2 separate regions of the Mus musculus genome follow, and region 2 is linked to region 1. A link is a loop called in an ENCODE intact Hi-C map of the cell type or tissue named here. Cell type or tissue: heart. All regions are shown on one strand.

Region 1 (8,000 bases):
GGTGAAGATTGAGGCCAGAAATGATAGGAAGCATCCTATCTACTATAAGATAACCCCATCTCCAAAAGAAGTATCCAGCGTCAAATGCCTATAGCAACATCTGAGAAACCTTTATCCAGAGATAAAATGGGTGGATCTATAAGAACCATGCAGCACTTCTCTTGCCTCTGCTTCCTGAGTGCTAAGTTTCCAGGCCTGGAACAGCACAACTGACCATATTGATTATGTTTAAAGTATTTTTGATCTGGCCTTCAGGATAACACTATCTACAAATCACTGAATATATAGATAGATAGATAGATAGATAGATAGATAGATAGATAGATAGATAGATAGATATCATTATTACTAAATGACTAAATGTAGTAAAATACAGAGGAATCAAATATTTATCAAGACTTTTAGTTGTAGCTCTAATCAATTTACCAGATAAAATAGTAAGTGCCATGTGAATGACTTTGATAGAATTCTGACTGGAGAATTAGACTAGGGTAAAGAGTTGTATAGTTACAACAAAGTAGTAAAAAATTAACTATAGGTAAATATACAGGTTCAGTGGCTTCTAAATGGAATATAAGAATTCAAGACAGGTTTTTAAAAGAGCTATCTTTTCCTTACTTTGTCTTCATCCACACTTCTCAAAAAAAATCTTTTACTTCTCCACTTAACAATTTTCTTCAAACAGTGCCTGCATGATAAAATAATAAAGAAAAGAGCTTATTTAATAGTGGGTTTCTCTGCACATTTATGCCCATATTGAAGAATTTCTCAATCATGCAATTTTCAAAATTATTGTGGAATCATTCTAAAGTAGAAAGTATCTCTAATAACAGCAAATGCTTTATTCTTCCTTATCATATCATCTTTTAAGAATCAATCAAATCTTTTAGTGGTAAAGTGTAATTTTAATTTGATTAGTCAACTATTCAAAAGGTTTCCTGACAGGGAAATTTATAAGTCTTGATTGCTTTGTGAGAATCCGAGGTTACCAAAAATATTCTTCTGATAATATATATATATATATATATATATATATATATATATATGTATATGTATATATATAACCATCAAATATCACCCTTTATTATTTAAATAAGAAAGAAATCTTAACACAAAGAATAAATATCTACATATTATTAATGATCCAATGTTTATTTTTCTCTTTATAGTCATGTGAATTTTGCAATCAACTTTTCATCTTGTCTCCTAGAAACATTTCTCATTTTATAAACATAAACTGAATGAGTTTTAGGTCACCTATGTCAACCAATCAGACCTATTCCTTTTGTTTGTATTAGTTTTGCTAATTTTATTTCTTTCAGGCGAATATTTTTTTTAAATCATCATACTATGTACTTCTGGCTGACCTAGGCCTTCGTATTTAGACCAGGATGACCTCAATAGCAGCACTTCTCTTGGCTCTGACTACTGAGTGCTAAGTTTCTAGGCCTGGGACACCACACCTGAACATATTGCTTCTGTTTAAACTATTTTTCATCTGCTCCTCTATTTGCCTTAGCAAATAGACCTTTATCTCTTCAGTAGCTCCTCTAATCTCTTCCATCAGTTACTTGAATAGTTCTTTGCTAGTACAATTTGCAAATGAAATCTGAAATGGCAGAACAAAAAGTTTTTCCTATTACGAACTAGAACGCTTCTCACTTTATACTTCTCTAGCATTTCCAAAACAGAAGTTATTTCTCCATAGAGAAGCTGTAAAGATTGCACACCAGTTAAGACAATTTGTTTCTCCTGAACTCCTGTACAGCTAGCCTGTTGTACATATTCAAAAGAAGTGCATTAGAAACCTAGGAGACCAGGTTGTAACAAGGCTATTTGTTCAAAACATGCTTATGCAAATCATCTTTTAAAAGCTTTGGTTGTTGTTCTTATTATTTTTGTCACTATTTTCTTATGGGTAAAGATGTCAACAATACCTGCTAAGGTTACTACAGAATATGAACTACTATATGAAGTAATTATGAGATCCTTTATAAACAGTTCAATTTCTTCTCAACTAAGGTATTAATTCAATAAAGAATTTATTATTATATACTTGAATATCCAATTATACTATGTAAATAGAGGAAAAATATTGACCTTTGGGTCCATCTCTGAATTTATTTTATCATAATTTAAAGAAGTTCAGATTATCCACCTGATGTTATAACAAGAACAGGAAATCTGAGAAAAATTATAAAGAGATACACTATTCCCATTCCTGGTGCATTCCTATTCTTTCCTGCAATGGAGCTTAGTTTCAATAAACCATTACATTTTCTAGTCACTTTAGTAAATTTTGCTAAAAAGCCACAAAAGCATTGTCACAAAGCAGTCAAAACAAATATTAATATTTAGTGTCTAGGATCTAAAGATTATTTTATAAATATTTTCACTTAAAATACTTATTCATGTAACTGACTCAATTATAAAACTGACCATGATTAAAATCAGATAGTCAAGAAAATATGAAGTTAACTTTGGGATTTAAAACATAAAAGACCTCATAAACGTAAAATACCTTCTAGGTGTTTAGTACAGACGATAACAGTTTTGTTTTGTTTTTTACTTAAGACAGACAGCAGCAGCAAACACTCTCTATAAACAAGGACCTTATAAAAGAGATACTTCTTGAAAAAGTTTATCGTTTGAAAAAAATTTTAATTTAACGTTTATTTTTATACATTGCATACCTATAACTCTAACAACAGCATTTTAAAACTCACATATGTTTAAGTTTTGGTAGGTTGTTCTAGTATTTATGGTTTTACTGAAGGAATGATGTTAAAAATAGTAAGTGCTAAGGGAAAGTCTTTCCAGACAGATATCTTTACCTTTAACCCCCAAAGGTAGTTTTCCAGCAATGAAGGCAACTGTTTAAGGCACACAGAGAACTGATGAAATTTCCAAAGCTTTCAGTTTCATAAGTCTTGTTCTCCAACTATAAAGTGAGATGCAAACCTAAAAATAACCTTTACACGGTTCTGCCTATTGAAATGATTTCTAGACTGTACTTCCCAGAACTTTGTATTGAGCAAGGGTTCTCTTTTTCTTTTAATGAAACACGGACAGTTAGAAAACAGTCTGAAGCTTTTTACCAACTATCATTAACACAAAATAATAAAATATTCACTTTTAAAGCCAGTTTTGTTAAAAAAAAAAAAAAGAAATAATCCTAAGGATAAAAAGTGTATGGCATTGTGCACATAATTCCACAGGTTGAATTTAAGAATGAGGTAAATGACAAACTTCTGAGATTTAGCAATTACGACAATTACACTAACTTTCAGAGTAATATATGTAATTTCTATGACACTAAAATTGAAATGCCACAAATCTGCTTAAAATTCCCTCTTTTCCTAAGTCCAGAGAGTGCTTCTAATAAATCCACCTCTGGACATTTCTGAAAGTCAAAGGAACGTAAAATACGCCAAGCTCTATCTACGACCACCCCCATTACTGCTCCCACCCATTATAGAGATTTTATATTAATTTTAGACCATACATCAGCTGTGCTTAAGAAAAATAAAATTAAACCAACTAATATGAGAAAAAATTTCGAAGCAACATTACCTCTCAAGTAGAGCCGGACTTTTCCTCCTTCCCCTTCAACCCTACAACTCTAAGGTTCAAGATTGTTTAAAAAACCTCAACATTACCCACCACACTAACCCCTCGAGCCGTTCTTTTACACTGTCAGAATTTTTAAAAAGTACTTTAAAAGTCCTATACCTTTGTCTTCACCCTTTAAGACTTAAGCTCTGAGAGAAAGGGATGAGGGACGACCAGGACTGTGTGAAATCTGAGGTACGAGGTGGGCGGAAGGCTAAGCGGCGTCCAGGTTGACAAAAGAAAGAACTAGAAGTCCGGTGGGATGCCGGACCAGGTTTAGCGCAGTTATCCTGAGCGCACGTGAAGCATCTAAGTGGGAGGGACCTAAGCTTCAGCTCTCGGACTCCACCGCCCCCAAGCGACCAGAGCCATCCTAACCGAAGCGACTCACTGCAGCCATGTTGGCGTCGTCCCAGTCCCGCCTCTCTAGCTCGTGGGACTCCACCCACCACGGGTTCTAAACCGAAACAGGAAGTGGGCTAGGATCCCTCGAAACCCGCTACAACCGCCACCCTCCGCGCGCCCAAGCGACCCACAACTCGCGGGTCCAGCCCCTGTCCCGCGTGTTACCTGCCCCTCCCCCTCCTCCCGCCCGGTGAACTCGAGAGATCATGTCGAACATGGAGAGTATCCTTTCTGTTGGTCAAGATGCTACCAGGGCCTTGGGGGCTGGGGAGGGGGGGGCGAAGGCAGGGGTGCTGGGGACACGCCCAGGGGCTTGACCCTTTGGGCCCGCACGTGGGGCGAGGGAGCTGTGATGCGGATGGGTAGGCTCCAGCGGCCTGGGGTTGGCCTTTTTTTTATTTTTTTTATTTTTCACCCTCCTCCTCGCTGCGGCCGCCGCCTCCGCCTCCGCTGCCATCCTCGAATGTGGGGAGGGTCAGAGGAGCCAGTGGACAGACAGAGATAATTGAGCCCGTACCGCCCCTTGTTGAGGATTTCTGTCACCTGCCTTATCAGTGAATTTTTGGCCTCTTTGAAATTGACAGGGAATGGTGCCAGGACCTAGGGGAGGCGACTGGAGTTTGCCTATGGCTCCAGGCGGAGGTGTAGGTTCTCAAAGCGTACGTGGACAAACTGCTTTTGGCGAACTGCCCTTTAATGACTGCAGGTGACTGGTGATGAGGTTGAGCGATTGCTACGAACCCTCCGAACTAACTGTGCTCGCTTTCTGTTCCCGCTGCATTCTAATTTAACACTTGAGGAAATTCAGGTTATTCCTGAAGCCATAAAGTCCATCAGCCAAACCTGTCTGGCCACTTGGGCAATTAGTAGGGGCTAAGAATAAAGCTTCCTGGTGACGTCATGAACACAATTTGGCTTTCTTTTTCTTTTTCACTACTTAAATTCCATCACAGAAGCTCCATGTTGCTGTAATTTTTGCTCCTTCCAGGGGTTGGCTTTAGAGAAAAATAAAATAAATTGCTTTTTCTTCAACTCCAAGATAGCAAAAAGATAAACCATGGGTTATGGTAACTGTTCTGTAGCTCGTGTTAAGCTCTTTTGGCGCTATTAGTCTATAAGCCTGAAGTACAGGTAAAAATGGTTTTTTGATGGGTTCAATTTTATGTCATCCAGTAAATCTTGCAGCACTAGTCAGGATATGCTGTACATTAAAGTGCTAGCCTGGAGGAAAGGTGCAGATCATGAAAAGATGACCAAGAGAGGTCCTGTTTCTACTGCATGTAAAAAAAAATAGTGACTGTAGTATAGTTTTAATATTAGCATAAAGTGACAAGCACTTTATTGAACTCTGAGTCAAAATATCAGTTTTATTTCCCAAGTTCCTTGAAACAACAGTTTTCTGAATTAAGGCATGGTGTTCATCCTCTGTCACCCACTTGACTCATTTGGGAAGCATATTGTCTCACCTTTCAACCCTAGAAAGGCATTTTTAAAGTAAAAAGAAATGGTAGTGCCTACTGAATTGTATTTTTGAACATAATCTGAAGTATTAGAGATTTGAAGAGCTTTAAAATTATTAGCTCTCTTTTTTTTTCCTAGAAAATTTGAAAGGATTAGAGGCAGTAGCTTCAAAAGCTTTTATTTCATGTTCTGAAAATATGGAAGCAGGCTATTTTTACTTTGTCTAGCCTGCCTTGTATTCCCAGTAACAAAATATGTAGTTACTATTTTTTCTTTCTTTCTTTCATTTTTGGTTTTGTTTGTTTGTTTCTTTGTTTTTGAGACAAGGTTTCTCTGTGCAGTTCTGGCTGTCCTGGAACTCACTTTGTAGACCAGGCTGGCCACCTGCCTCTGCCTCCCAAGTGCTGGGATTAAAGGCATGCGCCACCACGCCCGGCTGGCTGTTACTGTTTTTTCAATGAAAAGTTTTAACATGTTCATTTTCTAACTCCCAGAGTCCAGTCAAGTGCTGCTCCTATTTACATGGCTGTAGGCTCGTCCACGTCCACTCAGGCATGGGCAACCATTTGAAGAAAAGTGATTTCCCCCAACTGCAATAGCCTCAGTTGCTAGTACCTCCTCAGCTAGAGGTGGGGCCTGAGTAGTCCTTCTCCTCTTTTATCAGTGCTTGGATTTTAATGGGCTTGAACTTGTCTAGGTAGTGTACAGCTAACCATAACTTCTGGGTGTTCTTGTTGTGTATTTACTATAGCTAAGTCAGGTCCAAAACACTATATTGTATAATACTTCTTAAAAAATTAATATAAGTACATCTGTACCTAATAACAATGGCCTACTCTTTCATCTATTATGTAAAGTAGTAAGGTTTAACTTGATCCAAACTATATAACTACTCATCTTGGTTCATTTATGTGTAAACCAGACCCCCCCCCCCACACCCCCACCACAGTATAGCGGTAGGAAATAATATGGACTCAGACCTACCTTCCATAAATAACACGAAGTAAAATTTGAAAAACACCTTACCTTTTATAAAACGTAAAATTCTCACTGTACTGTTAGGAAGCTTGGCTGTGATTAAATAGTTTAGTTGCCTTTGATTAAGTATGTTAATCTCTTTGTACAATAGTAAAGCTCACTTTAAATTTTTAATTGAAGTCAGATTTAATTACTGTGACGTATATCTATAGGTCTTAGTGTTAAGTTAATTACAGGAATGAGAAATTAGTAGATAAATAATTAAGGGCTACTCCCATGGTCCGTGCTGTTGTTCCTCCCTTATTACCTCAGGTATATGTCATTTTAATATTGGAATTCAGTGTGATTCATTAACAGGAACTTTCTAGTTTTCTTAGTCTAAACTGATGTCCTTCCAAAGTCTAAGATCTTAGGACTAGCGTTTCCTACCAGTTACTCCTGTTCCTTTCTGCATCGTTATACCCTTTATTTAAGCATCTCTACCCTTAGAAGGTTGTTTACTTAACTCTTTCCTTAGACTATGAATTCCTGGGGAATGGGGCCATTTATCTTCAAATGCTCATTTGCATACACAGCGCTGGTCCCATAGTAGACAAAAAAATGAGCAAATGACTTTCTGTTAATAGTTAATTATTAATATAATTGAATTGGGATCTTTCTTATAGACCAAATCATATCATGGATACATGAAATTAAACATACTACTTCTATCTTTTAGCAGCTTTTGATCTGGGGCCAGAGGTCACACATCTGTGAATCTAAATACCAATTTAAAGTAACTCAGAATTCAGATGAATGCTAATGTGTAGACTTAGTTTAACATTGTATGCACAGTTTTGAATATTATTATGTCTGTTTTTCTGGCGACATTATCTGTAGCTATAATATTTTTAGGCATTCTGACTTGAGGGTGGTTACAGACCAATGAAGTAGATAATAAGTACTGGACATACTCAAGTTCAAAAAGGGAATGAAGGACTGGTATCACCTGGGGCTGTATTGCACAGAGCAATAGCTAGCTACTTAAAAATAGCTATTAGTAATTGCAGATCTTTTTTTTTTTTTTTTGGCTTTTTTGAGACAGGGTTTCTCTGTATAGCCCTGGTTGTCCTGGAACTCACTTTGTAGACCATGTTGGCCTTGAACTCAGAAATCCGCCTACCTCTGCCTCCCAAGTGCTAGGATTAAAGGTGTGAGCCACCACCGCCCAGCAATAATTGCAGATCTTATGAATCACTTTAAATCCTAAAACTAAACAAGTCACATATCAGAATCAGACTTGCCAGCGTTGATACACAATGTTGTGTTTTTATCAAAGCACTGTCAACATAAACAACCATCCTTGCTTCAAAGGGGATGACATAGTTTAATCTGAAGCCAAGTATGATTAACCATGGCTTAAGAACTTGGATTCAGATTACTGCAACCTGCTAATAGTTTAGTGGATTTTTATATAGCAACAGAATAAAGTTATAAATCAAGGCTCTTTTGCAATATATCTTTGGAGACATCAGATAGATGGTACAGCACAGCAGAAAAATCTC
Region 2 (8,000 bases), 720 kb before region 1:
CCAGAAAGATAAAATAATGCCCAAACAAATCAAGGTGAGTAATCTTAAAAGGTTATAAATATATATCAGAATTGCTTTATTTTGTTTTGTATATTGTTCAACTATTTATGGTTGTTCAGTTTGTTTCTGTACCTATTCTATTGTGTTCTTTGTTACCCACAACCCATACATTTTCTTCTTTTCTTCTTTATTCCGATCTCTTCATCACACCCTATGCTTTCTTCTTTTTAGTCTGTTTTCCTTACCAATATGTCAAATACCTATTTCTATTTACATGCCTTCCTCTATTTGTCTGTTGCTAAAATACTAATCAATAGACAATAGCTTATTTTCCTTTCTTTCCTGTGTTTAGTTCCTGATACCTTAGTCTGCACTTTAATAGCCTTGTAAGAACAAGGCTTGCACTGCCCCACCCAAATTATCAGAGTTACAAAGGGATTATTGTTTTGAATTAACTTATACTGTATCTTTTGCAGGCTTATCCACCATTTGCAGTTGCTACTGCAGAGTTAGCATTTTACTCTCAGAATCTTACTGGAGATTGGGCCGAGTGTGTGGGCTGAGTGTGTGGACTGAATAGATAGTTACTGAGCTCCACTTCTAGTTCAGTGGCGGATGAATTATACAACAGCCATCCTACAAAATAGTTACACCCAAACACTACAAATATGTATGTCATCTGAAATAAAACAGTCATGTAATTTTTAGCCAATGAGCTTACTTAGATGTACAAATGCCAACAAAGAAACACTGTAAGTGTGAAAAACCAGGACAGTGTGACACACCCAAAGGTTATCAATTCTATAATGATGGATTCTAATGAGTATAAAAGAGATAAAAATCCAAAAGAATTTTTAAATTTTAATTTTCAAATCTCCACAAACAATAATTGAAGCAAAGATTTGCTTCTTTTAACAAGATAAAGAGAATTGCCAAAGCCTTAGCCAAACAGAGAGACACGATAACCCAAGTCAATAAATTAGAGTTGTAAACAGAGGATTTAGAGTAGAAACTAATGAAGCTAAGAGGATTATTATGGCTTAAACTTTTATAATAAAATTTTAAAAATGTAATAGAAGTAGATAATGAAAAACAAAATGCACCCCCTCAAAAGCCTAGGGACAGATGGATGTACTGTTGAATTCTATCTGATATTTAAAGAAGAAACTATAGGTTTTGCTCCTCAAAGCATTCCTTAAAATGGAATAAACAGGAAGGAAGACAGCAGAAAACTATAGACCAATTTACCAGATGGACAAAGATGTAAAAATTCTTTTCTTCAGCTCATGTTTTTAACTTTAATTTTAGAAGATTTTATTTATTTTACTTTATACATACAGATGTTTAGCCTACATGCATATATATGCTATGAGCATACCTGTTGGATCACTGGAATTGGATGTTTGCAAACAATTATGTGAGTTCTGGGAATAAAACTGGCACCTCTGGATGAGTAACCAGTGTTCTTAACCACTGAGCAATCTCTACAACCCTAATGTAAAAATTCTTAACAAATGTGTGCAAATCAAACTCAGCAAAACATCAAAAATTACTGACCATAATCAACTTGGCTTAATTCTAGAGTTATAAGGATGTCTTGACATACACAAAACAGAACCTAAATAATTTCAGGGAGAAAATGGTGTCACGACATCATTTCAATAGATGTAGAAAAGGACACTGATAAGTCAATGGGTAGGAAAAGTCATAGACACTGTAACCGGTTTTTCTTATTGTGCTATATGGTCATGTTGTCAAAATAACTTCCAAATGTTTATATTTATACTCATAGAAATAATTTCAAAAATCGTATTAAAGCATGAAAGAACTTGAGTAGCCAAATCAATTCTGAGCAAAAAGAATAATGTTGGAGCCATCACTATACCTGATTTCAAGCTGTTCTGTAGAATCATGGTAGCAAACCCAGCATGATGTTGGCATGGAAACAGATACAAACCCCAAAGAAATAGAATATAGAGTACCCAGAAATAATTCTATATAGGTTCAACAACCTGGTTTTCAAAAAAAGTGCCAAAAATATGCTTTGGATAAATGAAAGTCTTTCAACAAATTGTAGTGGGGATATTGGATACAGAGAAGTAAACACGGGAAAAACACTTGACGAAATAGAGATGGGACCTTTCTAAGAAGGAAAGGAACTCAGGAAATAAAACCACGAATTAACACATCCTAATATAAAGTTAAAAATCCTCTGTTCATCTAAAAAACAATGAATCAAGAGATGACCTACAGAATTAGAGGAAAAACTTCAATAACTGTACATTTGGCAGTTGATCAAAATCTGAAGCTAAATAAACAAGAACTATCAAGAAAGCAAACAGCTCAATCTATATATATTGGCTAGTTAAATGATGCAGCCATTTCCAAAGAGGAAATACAAATGGCCAATAAACACATGAAAAAAATGTTCAAGATCCTTAGGCATCAGAGAAATCCAAACTAAATTCACATTGAGAGTCTATTCCACTCTGGTCACAATGGTTCTCATTAAGAAAGCAAGTCACAAGAAATCCTGTATAGGAAGTGAAAAACAAGGCACCCTTATATGCTGTTGCTGGCAATATAAATTATTAGTTCATGAACTGTGGAAATCAGAATTATGGCTCCTCGAAAGCTTAAAAATACAACTATTATGTGATCCAACCACCTCACATCTAGGTAAATATTTGAAGGACTCAAAATTAGTAGACCAGAGAGACACTTGTATATCTATGTCGATTGAGGCACTATTCAAAATAGCTAAGTGGCACCAGCTTAGATGCTTTTGAACAGATAAATAGATACAGAAGATGGGTAATACACATGAAACTAAATATTTTCAGACAAGAAGAGCAAAATTATGTTCTTTTCAGAAATTAAATGCACCTGGAGACCATCACATTGAACAAAATAAGTCAGATACAAAAAGACAAATATCACATGATTTCTTTCATTTGTGTATGCTTGATTAGGGAATCATTAAGGCCTGAGATAGTGGGTATTTTGACAACAGCAAAAACCCCATTACCAATCTAGAAGCTCTGTGATCATTCTTGTGGCTTCTGGATTTTAGAAAGTATTATTAAACCTTACTCAAAGACGTAGAAGAAAACCAACTTGCACCTAACCAGAAAATGGCTTTATTAAAAATATTTCCATGGACAAGAAGATTTCAAATAAATCTTCTAACTTAGAATATAAGGAAGGAATGTTTTGTGAGGCTTTGGAAGGGGAGTGCAGTCAACTTTCAGTAAGATGCTAGCTCAGAACATATAAGTACAGATGGTATTGAAGCAGAGGGCTTATGTTGAAGACTAAAAGCCATTATTATTATTATTTTATTATTATCTTTGTTATTACTATTTTAGATTTTCAAGACAGGGTTTCTCAATTCCTAGAACTCAGTCTGTATACCAGGCTGGCCCTGAACTCAGAGAGCTGCCTCCCTTTGCCTCCCAAGTACTGAGATTAAAGGTACACACCACCACCTGTTTACTATTATTTTTAAAATATCTGTATTATACTTATTTATTGTGTATATGTGTATATGCACACACATTCCAGGTTGCATGGGTGGAAGACAGAGGAAAAACATTCTAAGTGGTATGACTTCATAGAGTTCCTCAATTATTATTGCTGTGAACTGGATACCTTTATTACTAGACAAAACAAAACAAAACAAACCAAACAAACAAACAAATAAACAAAACCCCCCAGAACTCCCAATGTAGAAAATTTAAAGACTCAAAAAACTTTAATATTGTCAGAACAATTTATTCATAGACAGGAAAAGCTTCTACCTCATGAGAAAATGTATAAATAATAAGAACATTGTGGAGAAATGACATAAATAAGACTCTAAAACTTTTAGGCTCTGTCTAAACTCCATAGTATTCCACGGATTATAGATTTGACAGATGGTGTATAGACCGGATAAATCTTCTGGGATGCATTGTAATCTCCCCAGCCATTGCTAAAATATTTTTCTATTTTTTTTCTTTGTTGACAGGCTCTTTTTTTTAATTTTTAAAAGTTCTTTTTTTTTCATTAAATTCTGTATTGATTTTACATCCCTATTGCAGCCCCCTCCTGGTCCACACCTCACACTTCCCTCTGAGTAGATGGAGGCTCCTCCGGGTATCACCCCACTGACATGCTACATTTTATCAAGAGCAAATTGTGATTACCAATTATTTCTCATGGCCCTTTTCTTCCTCCTTCTCCTACTCCTCATCTTCCTCTTGTTCTTGTTCTTCTTCAAAATAAATGTAACATTAATGACTTTAAAGCTATTTGAACATAAGTAAAAAAAAAAAACAAGAACAAAAACAAAAATCCCAAACCCAATAACCCTACCATTGAATATAAGCAACACAGAATCACTGTTCTTGTGTTTTCTGGCAAGATTTTTTTTAGTGAGTTATATATTTGATTTATTCTGTTGGAGCTGCTTTATAAAAGTAGGTTCTGCTGTGAGTATCAACCATACTTACATGCAGACTTCATGCTCAAATGTAGATGATCAATGAAAATCAGATTTAATGACGTTTTAAAAAATGTGTGTGTGTGTGTGTGTGTGTGTGTGTGTGTGTGTGTGAGAGAGAGAGAGAGAGTGAGAAAAAAGGTGAAGTTTTATGGGTTTGGAGGGGGGAGGTCTTGGATGATCTGTCAAAGATGAAAGAGTATAATAAAAATATTGGATACAAATTTCAAAAAAAAAAAACAATCTAGTCCTTTATGTTTCAGTAATAAATTATCGTGGAAACTCATCATATCTCTATAAAATGTCTTATCCTATTTTGTAACATCCATCAGCACCCAAGAAAATGCTGATGTGTAAAAGTAAAGGCTTTAGTCTTGATCATTACTATCTCAGAACCAGAAAATACCCCAACTTGGTTCCTTCTCATTCATCTTTGACTGCTATTACGATTGCTGCCACAAGGTGGCAGTAATGTAAACAGACAGGTAAACCGCTGAAAACTGTCCTTTATTTATGGTGTCCTGAGCACTGTGTCACAAAGACTTAGCAAGCTGGAAACCCTGTGAAACTCCTGAAAACTGAAGAAAGATGTTACTGCCACTATATCATGTCATGTCTGTGGCAGTAGACTCTAGAAAGTACAGAGACAAAAGGAGCAGTGTTTTGTTGTTGTTATTTGTTTTTGTTTTTGTTTTTTTTTCATTGTACTAAGTTGGGCCCTCTGTCACTGATTCCTTCCCAGACATGAGTCTTGTAAATGCTATTCTAATTTATTTCTTAGCGGCTGAGCATTCTTTCTTGCTTCTTTATTAAGTAAAAGAACCTGGAGTTTGTTACTGAGATGCATATCTTTTATTGCAACGGAGATGACTCAACTTTAGTGCTGTGGCTAAGAGAGTTGATAAGTATGGAAATAGAATACTGAGAGATCAAAGTTTCTGAAATCATATTTATTGGGGCACCATTTACAAGTAAGACCTACTTTATTAAACAGTTGAGGGCTTTTTAAATATTCATACAGGTATACCAGCATCATTAGAATCTAATTTTAGAATATTTTTATCTCCCTCTAAACAAACACCATACCCATTAGCAGCCACACTGTATTTCTTATCAAACCATCTAGCTCTAGGCAACCACTAAGTACTCTCTGTGTCTAGATGTACATATAATGACATTTCACATGAATGGAGTAGTATAATATTTAATCTTTTGTTTGGTTTTTTGACTTAGCATATTTTCAATGCTCATCATGTATCAGCATGCTTCAGTGCTTCATTCTTTTATACATCACTGAGTACCAATTCATTTGAAAGAGAAAAAAAACACAAATCTCATTTGAAAACTCAGGGAAGTTATGAGAGGCAAAGCCAAAGATGTTTATTAATTCATCATATTATAGATGTTTGGCTTATTACTATCTTGGGTATTATGAATGATACTGTAACGACCATTTGTTTACAATATATTGAGTATATGTTTTAAGTTTCCCTGAAAGTAAAATACTGTCACTGGGGCTGGAGAGTTATTTCAGCAGTTAAGAACAATGGTTGCTTTCCCAGTGGACCTGAGTTTGGTTCCCAGCATTCACATGGCACCTCATAAACACAGATAACTCCAGATCCAGGGGATTATATCTTCCTCTGGTCTCCATGGGCACTAGGCACACATTTTGTGCACATAAATACATGCAGGCAAAACACAAATAAACATAAAATTAAAAAGAAATGCACACAAAATTAAAAAAGAATTCTGGTTCTTATGGTAGCTATATGTTTAGCATTTTAAAGAATTACCACTCATTTTTGATGTGGCTGTACACTATCATTATTGCCAGTAACTGTGTTTGAAGCTTCCATTTATTCCACTCTTTTTGTCAATACATGTCATCTATATTTGGAATGCTGCGATCCTAGTGAATGTGAAGTGGCATTTTATTATAGTTACGATTTACATTTACTGCATGACTAATAATATTATATTTATGTACTTATCAGCATTTTTCATTTCATTTAATTTGTAAAAATTTACCTTTATATTATTAGTATTGTCTTTTAATTGTTGAGTTAGAATATGATATATGTAAATTAAAGTAAGCTACAACTTCAGTGTAATTTAATAAAAATTACCACATTACTCTTCAAAATAAATAAAAAAAAAACAATCTTAAAATTCAATAGAAGGACTAGTGAGTTGGCAAAGCAACAAAGACACTTAGCATCAAATCTTTTTTCCCCATTTTTTATTGGATATTTTCCGTATTTACACTTCAAATGTTATCTCCTTTACCCGTTTCCCCTCCTGAATCCCCTATCCCATCCTCCTTCCCCAGCTTCTATATGGGTGCTTCCCCTACACCCACACACCCACCCCCACTTCCCTGTCCTGGCATCCCCCTACACTGTGGTATCAAACCTTCACAGGACCAAGGGCTTCTCCTCCTATTGATGACAGACAGTACTATCCTCTGCTACAAATGCCGATGGAACCATGGGTTCAAAGCCCCTAGTTATCAGAGAAATGCAAATCAAAACGACCCTGAGATTCCATCTTACACCAATCAGAATGGCTAAGATCAAAACCTCAGGTGACAACACATGTTGGAGAGAATGTGGAGAAAGATGAACACTTCTCCATTGCTGGTGGGATTGCAAACTGGTACAACAACCACTCTGGAAATCAATCTGGAGGTTTCTCAGAAAACTGGAAATAGGTCTCCCTGAAGACCCAGATACACCACTTTTGGGAATATACCCATAAGATGCCCCACCATGCCACAGGGGCACACGTCCACTATGTTTATAGCAGCCTTGTTTGTGATAGCCAGAAGCTGGAAACAACCTTGATGTCCCAGGACAGAAGAATGCATACAGAAAATGTGAATACTACTACAAGGGAATAATACTCAGCTATTAAGAGTGAGGACATCCTGTGTTTTGCAGGCAAATGGATGGATCTAGAAAATATCATCCTGAGTGAGGTAACTCAGACCCAAAAGGATGTGCATGCTATGTACTCACTAATGAGTGGATATTAGCAATAAACAAACAAACTAACAAACAAACAAAAATTTAAAAGGTGCAGAATACCAAAGATACAGTACACTGAACTCAAAAAGATCAACAAGCTGAAGTGGCCAAGAACGAACACCTTGGTCCCACTTGGGAGAGAGAAGAAAGCAATCATAAGTGAGGGAGATGGAGGGACCTAGGGAGGAAACTAGATGGCGGTGTTATTGAAGGGAGAGTTGAACCTGATCTGGTATTGGGTGAGGGAAAAGGACTGAAGCCCTGGGGCCAGCAGAATTAATGTAAATAGGCAACCTCAGGAAATAGGAGGTTGGGGGGATCCCCCAGAATCCACCAGAGACCTAAGAGGTAAGAGACTCTCGGGAATCCAAAGGAGGGACCTTAGATGTAATGCTTGAGAGGGAGAGGGAACTTACAGAGTCCACCTCCAGCAGAATGTCAGGGCATTAAGTCAGGGATGGGGTTGCCATCCCACAGTCACATCTCTG

The links. A loop is a pair of places that touch in the nucleus more often than their neighbours do. Peaks named below come from ENCODE experiments on the same cell type or tissue, not always from the same donor. Only the 100,000 strongest peaks of a DNase experiment are listed, where the experiment ranks them.
Region 2: it touches region 1 in a loop (15-fold over the local background); 22 of 42 quality-filtered maps call a loop at or near these places.

The regions. Positions count from the first base shown.
Region 1 is chrX:107,812,374-107,820,373 of GRCm38, reverse strand. It overlaps 2610002M06Rik (RIKEN cDNA 2610002M06 gene), which reads left to right and starts at 4,040. Exons shown (of 8, transcript NM_025921.3): 1 at 4,040-4,239. The coding sequence starts at 4,224. Tent5d (terminal nucleotidyltransferase 5D) reads right to left here and starts at 3,897. Exons shown (of 6, transcript NM_001163104.2): 1 at 3,733-3,897; 2 at 619-688. In heart, a CTCF peak has its summit at 3,970; a DNase peak (open chromatin) is centred at 4,053; H3K4me3 peaks cover 1,745 bases; H3K27ac peaks cover 1,239 bases.
Region 2 is chrX:108,534,143-108,542,142 of GRCm38, reverse strand. No RefSeq gene overlaps it. Among named protein-coding and RNA genes, the nearest start is that of Brwd3, 300 kb to the left of the region's middle. In heart, a CTCF peak has its summit at 4,942 (motif pointing right); no DNase peak of the experiment used is centred here.